3 separate regions of the Homo sapiens genome follow, and regions 2 and 3 are each linked to region 1. A link is an interaction called in ENCODE POLR2A ChIA-PET data of the cell type or tissue named here. Cell type or tissue: CD4-positive, alpha-beta T cell. All regions are shown on one strand.

What was found. Peaks named below come from ENCODE experiments on the same cell type or tissue, not always from the same donor. Only the 100,000 strongest peaks of a DNase experiment are listed, where the experiment ranks them.
Region 2: POLR2A ChIA-PET joins it to region 1 with 16 read pairs; 11 of 35 experiments call an interaction of 5 or more read pairs at or near these places.
Region 3: POLR2A ChIA-PET joins it to region 1 with 20 read pairs; 25 of 35 experiments call an interaction of 5 or more read pairs at or near these places.

Annotation. Positions count from the first base shown.
Region 1 is chr10:110,210,006-110,212,505 of GRCh38, forward strand. All of the region lies in intron 1 of MXI1 (MAX interactor 1, dimerization protein), which reads left to right. Among named protein-coding and RNA genes, the nearest start is that of MXI1, 3.7 kb to the left of the region's middle. RefSeq lists silencers at 1-40, 131-390, 218-570 and enhancers at 146-1,124, 1,411-1,630. In CD4-positive, alpha-beta T cell, no CTCF peak of the experiment used is centred here; DNase peaks (open chromatin) are centred at 846, 1,266 and 2,306; H3K4me3 peaks cover 2,500 bases; H3K27ac peaks cover 2,350 bases.
Region 2 is chr10:110,075,591-110,078,090 of GRCh38, forward strand. The region is part of intron 1 of ADD3 (adducin 3); the gene reads left to right. Among named protein-coding and RNA genes, the nearest start is that of ADD3-AS1, 68 kb to the left of the region's middle. In CD4-positive, alpha-beta T cell, no CTCF peak of the experiment used is centred here; DNase peaks (open chromatin) are centred at 1,451 and 2,071; H3K4me3 peaks cover 1,603 bases; H3K27ac peaks cover 2,291 bases.
Region 3 is chr10:110,139,940-110,142,439 of GRCh38, forward strand. No RefSeq gene overlaps it. Among named protein-coding and RNA genes, the nearest start is that of MXI1, 66 kb to the right of the region's middle. In CD4-positive, alpha-beta T cell, no CTCF peak of the experiment used is centred here; a DNase peak (open chromatin) is centred at 1,402.

The DNA.
Region 1 (2,500 bases):
CGCAGACAATCGGAGACCTCCCCCTGCCCCACCCCCCACCCCCCACCCCGCCGCCCTGGCCGCCGCCACCTCGTTGTTTACCCCGTGCCGGGGCTCCGGCGTGGCCACCAGTCACGTAAGCAGAGAGCCGGGCGCGCCGGGCTTGGGCTGCCCCGCGCGGGGCGGGCCCGTGGCGGCGTAACCGGGCTCCAGAGGCTGGTGAAGCCGAGGGGCTTCCTCCCAGCCCATCGCCCGAGGCGTCCGCCCTGCAAATCTGCCAGCCCCCGAGAGGGGTTTGGAACCTTAGCACCCAAGTCTAAGTCAACTTCATGTGCGTAATAAGTCCCTCGGCCCCGCAGCCCCCCTCCTCCGGCCGGCTCCCGGCGGGAGTATTTTTAGCTCTCTTGCTTCTTTTCGCCGCTGCTGTTTGGCTCTAAATGACGTGATGCCAACGGCCCCCAGATTTCCCCGAGAGCTTGGGGCGCCGCGCCGTGCCCAGTTTGGCTGCAGAGACCCCGCTCCAGGCCCTCGCCCCGTCCCCAACAGCTCGAACAGGCTGGGGTGACCTCCGGCAAACTCCGTGCGACCATCCGCCAGGCCCTCTGTTATCCCCCTTGCAAAGAGAAGCGGTCCACGGGGGCCACTTTATCCCACCCCCTCTCCTCCCCTCCTCCTGCCCGGTCTAGGTCTCTGGGTACGGAAAACGGCGGGCCCTACATCTGCCTCGTTTTATGGGGGGCGCTTCTTCGCGCTGGCGGCGCTCGTCGTTGTTTTCTGCTCGCTGCACACAATGCCCGCGCGTCACGGCAATCCGCGTGTGCACAGCAATAACGCGAGTCGGGGGGCGGGTCGTGCGTGCGCCCGGCTCGGGCACTGCGGGTCGCTCGGCGCGCGCGGGGCTTGTTTTGCTCCAGAGCTCTGCTTTCCGAAACGCTTACATCATTCAGTCGTTGGGGGAGGGAGAGGGATCTGGGCGTTCCGATAGGATTCCAGCATCTACCGGGTCCCTGGTTTCTGGAAGGAAGCAGGGACCCTAGCTTTTTAGTAGTTATTATTGGGGGTGGGGTTGGGTAGTTTGTTGTGTACGTCTTTTTTTTTTTTTTTTTCGGTCACTACTGCAAAAGGGCATCGTTGGCCGACTCAGGTGCACAACCTCCCCGCCTTCATTTCAGCGAGTTCCCCTATAATCACTTGATCTCGGTTTCTCCGCCTTCTCCTCCTCCCCCTCCCAGCTAGAGACACATGGTTTCCACATGGAGACAAACTTCTTTCCTCCGACTGGACTTGACCTAGCTGCGTCGTTCAGCCAATCGGCAGCTCCAGCCTCTTCTGACGTCACGCGTTGCTGGGGCCGGAGGCTGGGTGGGGGGTGGAGCCAGGCTGCAAGCCAGGAAATCTCTGGGAGCTGTAGTGCGGCCAGCTGGTCCAGTCTCTTCTTAAAGGGACGCTCTTCTGTCCGGAGATGAGTGTCGGGCCCCGATTCTCCATTTCGGGTTCGGTGAGACCTTTCTGAGATGCATGGTGGACCCTGGTCACGAGTTAACACGTTCCGTTTTTACTGCTGTTTGCGAAGTACTTACTTGGCAGGAGCTTGCCTTATTTTCCATCGTAGCCAGAACTGCTTTTCGTTCCCTTGTTGAGGTTTCCGTACTGGTAGTGTTCACCAAGTTGTGGCCACATGGCTGAATTACTTCCAGTGGAGAGGTTGAGTTTTCTTGGAGGAGGGGTTCAAATTAAGTCACATTGTTGACTGTCTGCTGTGTGCAAGGCAGGGGGGATTCCCTAGGAAAGGCAGGTACATTCTCCCAAAACTCCAACTGATGTGAATCTCTACGGATCACAAATTGAAGGCCTCCAGAAATATTAATCATGAAGGCTGTGATCCTATTACCACAAATTCAGAAATTATATGTAAATAATCTCTGACATCATCACCTATATGCATTTTGAGTCCAGTGGAAGGGTGGGAATTAAGGACTGACTAATAAGTAGAAAAAGATCTTGGAAAAGGTTAAAACTAAAAGAGAAGAACAGATCCATAAAGGGATGTTATGTGCATAAGAGCCGACTGGCAGGTAAGTGAAACAAGCTGTGAGAGCAGGTAAGGTCTGGAGGAGAGAAATGGGCTTCCTAGTGTCTGGAGGAGGTTGCTTTGGAGGCAACACTTAAGATAGGGAAGGACGATCAGATGAGAGTAGAAAGCCATAAGGCTCCTTGGAGTGGATCACCTGGGTTTGAGGGTGGGGTGCTTTCCTAGGGGCACGGACAGCCCAAGAAACAGCCTGTTCCTCCTGGTAGAGGAAGCTGCTGTTGTGTGGTGTCATTTGGCCCCACCCTGCCTTCTGACTTAATCTCCTCTTCCTTGCCCTGAAACCTCTGTGTCTGTACAGCAGATCCACCAGCAAGCAGGCTTCACAGTCGAACCTCTGTGCTCGACTTAGACTCTTCCACTGTCTAGAATGCTTTCATTCTCTTACTCCCCTAGGGATATCTGTATCCTACCTTCTCTTCAAGACTTAGA
Region 2 (2,500 bases), 130 kb before region 1:
TTTCTTCTCTTGTCATTTCCTTTGCAGCTGTGAAAGTGAAGTTTGGCTTGAAAACACATTCTGCCAGTGCAAATCCAAAAAGTATCAAGACAGGATTCTTCTACTATAATAACCAACTGGTAACTTTGAATTGTTAGTTTGAGGGGGGAGATGAGGAAGAGCCAAGAGATAGCAGCAGGTGATTGATAATTACATAGATGGTTGAAAAAATAAATCATGCTGTTAGACTATGAGAAGAGTATGTTGGAATGGTTAATTTATCATGTGGCAAGAGTGACCTCATAATCCAACAAAGGCAAGATCAATCAACAGCCCCTCACTAGGGTCCTGAGAGAGGATGTTCTAGGCCATCTCTCAAAATATTGAAATGTTCAATACTCCAGACTGAATTATTGTTCCAATGTGAGAGAGTAGCTCTTGGCTAGAGTAACATGACAACATGCATCATTAAAAATAATATTTTCCTGGTGTTCTCTCAAATCCTTTTCCATTGTTCATTTTAAATTCTATGTAAACAATTACATAGTTTTTTATATGCTTATTTTACTCAAACTTTAATTTTATGATTATAGGAATTCAATTAAAAATAACTCTTGGTTGTGTTTCTGAATATGCGTATACAGAAAACAGTATTGGTTAAAATCACTTGAATAAGTATCAGATGTTTGTTAATAGTTTCAATAACTGATAAATTATTTTAGATCCTATTAAAGATATTTGTACAGTATTTATACATACTGTGGAAAACTTTTTAAAATAAAATTCCTACAAAATTATTGAAAAAGTGGGTGAGTATAAAATTTTTTAAAGTATGGTATGCATAATAAATAATTTTCTTTTTTACATGTACATTTCAATATTCTACCAGAGCAACTCCATAAATTCAAAATAAATCTTATTTTGAAGGGAACTATTGCTAGTTGATAATAAAACGTTTTTATTGTTTGTGTATTGCTAGGAGAACTAGAGCACTGGTGAGGAGAGAAAGAGGTAATTTGTGTTCATGGTCAGGACCTCCAGAAACAGGCTGAAGTAATGTTTTAGAATGAGCAATGCTTCTGACACCTTGAGATATGTAAAAGCTGCTGTTGCTAAACTTAGAAGTTGGCATGGTTGGACTTCCTTTATAGTACTCTACTTCCATCTAACATTCTGTTGGTTGAACTGTGTGATCTGTCTTGCATTTTATCTTTACTTTCTTCACAAACAAGAAATGAGAATACATTTTACTTCAAGGCAGGAAAGCTGATCTACAAACATGAACTCTCCCCCACTTTTTTAGGAGGACTAATGAATTAATTGTGACTCCAAGGCTCTGAAAAATGTGTGGCAATATTAATGTGCAGTTTGCTCTCACTGAAGTCTGCCTGGGTGTGTTGTTTCCCCCAGAGTGAGCTCCACCCTTGCTCTAACCACATTGAGTGTGGATATCTTGCTCTTTAAAACAAAGTTCATTGTTAGGGCAGTATTGCAACAGAATTGCCACACAAAAACCAGCTTAAGAAATGTACAGCACTTCAATTTTTTTGTAAGTAATGGATTGTCTATTGTAATACTGATTGCTCACAGCTTAAGGGGAAACACAGATAAGATAGATGGTTAAGCTTTGTGCCAGCTGCTAGTAACATGCAATATTCTTCTTTGGGAGGAGCCTCTGGCTTTATCACTCCACTAAGTTTTTTTTCTTTTAGTTCACTTGTCTGCTTTTTTTTTTCTTTCTCTTTCTTAAACAGTTTACTGAATTGTTATTTTTAACGATTTTGGGGATGACACTGACTGTTCAAATGAAGGCAAATAGTATTCTCCCAAATGTGCTAGTTATTTAACTTGAAAATGCTTGAAGCAGTGTTTTGTACTGAATTTATTGGACCCATTAATAGCATAATCTGGCAATACTGTATTTCGAGACATCGTGACATGAACTTTGTGTGTAAGAGTGGGTTCATTGAATTAAAAAAAAGGCAGCTTCTAAAGAGCCTTTTATTTCTGTCATAATGATGCTTTGTCCTGTTGCTGTTGGGTATTTGTCAGAAGAGTTGGGGCAGGCTGCAGCCCAAAGTTCTGTTCCATGCCTCATCAGTTCCGTGCTTCTGTGTTCTTTCTAGAGTTTGTGACGTGAATGGTGAGTTGAACTATAGGAGAATTATTGTTGTTCATTGAGGTCCATGTTCAGCAATTTTTTTTTTCGCAACTGGGGGTCTGTCTGATCTTTTTTCCCCCTCACACACTGAGTTTCTCTTTGTACCTGAGTTTTAAATGCCTTTGGAGTGTTTAATTATTCACTGACTGAAGTGGGCATGTAGAGAGAGAGAGGCTGTGCTTTGTGTTATCTATACTCTCTGGTGTGTGGTCATGTGTACACTTTGGGTAGACACTCATTTGGTGCAAGCAAACTGAATAACTGCCTCTGTTGAAATCAAATCTGAATGTTGAAAATGGCTAATTTCTGTAAGGCTTGCAGGGGTGACATTGTGTCATCCTTTTTGAACTAAGACTTCTT
Region 3 (2,500 bases), 70 kb before region 1:
TTCTCCAGAGTCGGTCCTGACCTTGCTTCTGATGGTAAGAAAACCTCTCCAGTGCTATATGACTGCTGTCACGAGGCAAAATACTCGTTCCTTGCTGAACAACATGCTTTAATAGCATTGGTTTTATTCATCTAATTTGAACGTGTATTGAAGAATATTAGATTTCTAAGAAACTCTAGGATTTTTTAAAAAGTGTTTATGAAATGGCAGAATCAATATGTAGTACAAACTTGCAGCACCAGATGAAAGGACTTATAGGCAAGATTTTCCTCATTGTCTATATTAGACTCGCACTCAAAAAGCTGGTAAATATGTCAGCCCTATAGAAAGACCATTGCAGAGTGTTAATTGGACTTCTTAGACCAAACAGTGTCCCTTCAGATTGATATTTAGACTTGAAATTTTTGAGAAAAACTTGGATTTCCCAAAGCAATATAACATATCCTAGCAGATAGGGATGGAAATTAGGAAGTAGTACAGTTATAAAATGCAGGCTTTATTATTATTTTTTTCTTTGAGACAGTCTCACTCTGTCGCGCCCAGGCTGGAGTGCAGTGGCATGATCTCGGCTCACTGCAACCTCCGCTTCCCAGGTTCAAGCAATTCTCCCGCCTGTCTCCCAAGTAGCTGGGATTACAGTTGCCCACCACCACGCCCAGTTAATTTTTTGTATTTTTAGTAGAGACAAGTTTTCACCGTATTGGCCAGGCTGGTCTGGAACTCCTGGCAGTTGATCCACCTGCTTTGGCCTCCCAAAGTGCTGGAATTACAGGCATGAGCCACTGCACCCAGCAAAATGCAGGCCTTAAGAGGCAGACTCAGCCGGGCCCAAGTAATCCCAGCACATTGGGAGGCCGAGGCGGGCGGATCACGAAGTCAGGGAATTGAGACCATCCTGGCCAGCATGGTGAAACCCCCTCTCTACTAAAGATACAAAAATTAGCTGGGCATGGTGGTGCACGCCTGTAGTCCCAGCTACTCGGGAGGCTGAGGCAGGAGAATCGCTTGAACCTGGGAGGCAGAGGTTGCAGTGAGCCGAGACTGTGCCACTGCACTCCAGCCTGGCAACAGAGCGAGACTCCATCTCAAAAAAAGGGCAGGCTCTTTTGGATTTCCCTCTGGTACTCCTGACTTATCTTTTCTGGGTTTATAAAACAAATATAGTGACAGTCCCCAGCCTGGACCTGGAGCTACAGTTCTGCTAGACTCTTCTCAATGGTTTTCTGGCTGTGTTCTGTCCTTCCTTGAAGACCATTTTCTTTCATAGACAGTCAAGATCTAAACTAATTGTTTTTTTTTTTTTTTCCAAAAGCAATAGCTTCTGAAGATTTTCACTAAGCAGGAGCTAGGGAGGAAGTAGTTGTTGCGTGCTATAACTCACCCCTTTCCTGTTGAGTAATGCTGTAGAGGTTGGATTCAGTGGCAACTGGCTTGCTAGACTTTGACTTCAGAGTAGATGAGCTCCTAGTTTTATGAGAGAACATGTAGATACAGCCAGCTTGTTGGCATGCACAGGCAGTCTCTTCCAAAGGTGTTTGCTGGACTAAGGAGTTAAAGTTCAACATTTCTTCCTACCTGATTTCTGTTTTGGAAATGTTGGCTTCAATTGTTTCAACTGAAATAAAGGTCATTTGAGGCTATTAGGATAACCAAGACTGTATCCCAAATATTATCTACTGGTCCACATCGCGGGGAGGGGTAAGACTCACTGCACCCGGATGTTTGGGTATCTTAAGCCTTTTAAATTATTTAATTTAAAATATCCTGTGTGGTAATTGAGATGTTTTGTTTTTAAATTATTTTTAAAATAGTGTTTTACTTTAGAACATATTTTCAAAATATGAAATTTTTTGATATGTAGGTATGGTCGTGTGTCTCCATTTTGACCTTTAAGTTAATATTGAGCAAGGGTATATGCACATGTACTTGCCAAAGCCAAGCTGAGCATGGGTCAATTAACTGCAGAGGAACAGGGCAGGCTGGGTGGGGCAAGCTCAGGAATTCTACCCACTCACTGAGCAAAGTCAGGCACTGGGGGAACAGCTTGAGCTGGAGAGCTAGTAGGAAGCCCAGCCCAGCCAGTGAAACATGGAGCCTCGAGAACATAGCCATCGGCCAAAAGCGTAGTCTGGTAAATGGTCTGCATCAGGGAAGTGGGAGTCCCAGTCAGGATTCTGGAGTAAGAAAGCAGGATGGCAGAAGCCCAGTAGCATGTGTAGGAGTGCCAGCCACAGGCTTAGCTCTAAGAGCAGCGCTTCCTCTACTTCCTGTGGGGTAATGGCAAGATCATGGCAGGACCTCAGGCTTAAGGGGCCTGGGTATAGTTAGCAGTTCCTCAAGACAGGAACTCGGATAGAAGGAAAATGACAGATGGGAATCCTGTTATCAGAACTGAGGTACACAATACTGCTCAGAATTCCAGAAGCCAGGCAGTGCTCAGAGCCAAGACAAGGTCAGGACTGGCCTGGGGACAGGCTTGGCTTGGTGCCCAGTGAGTCCC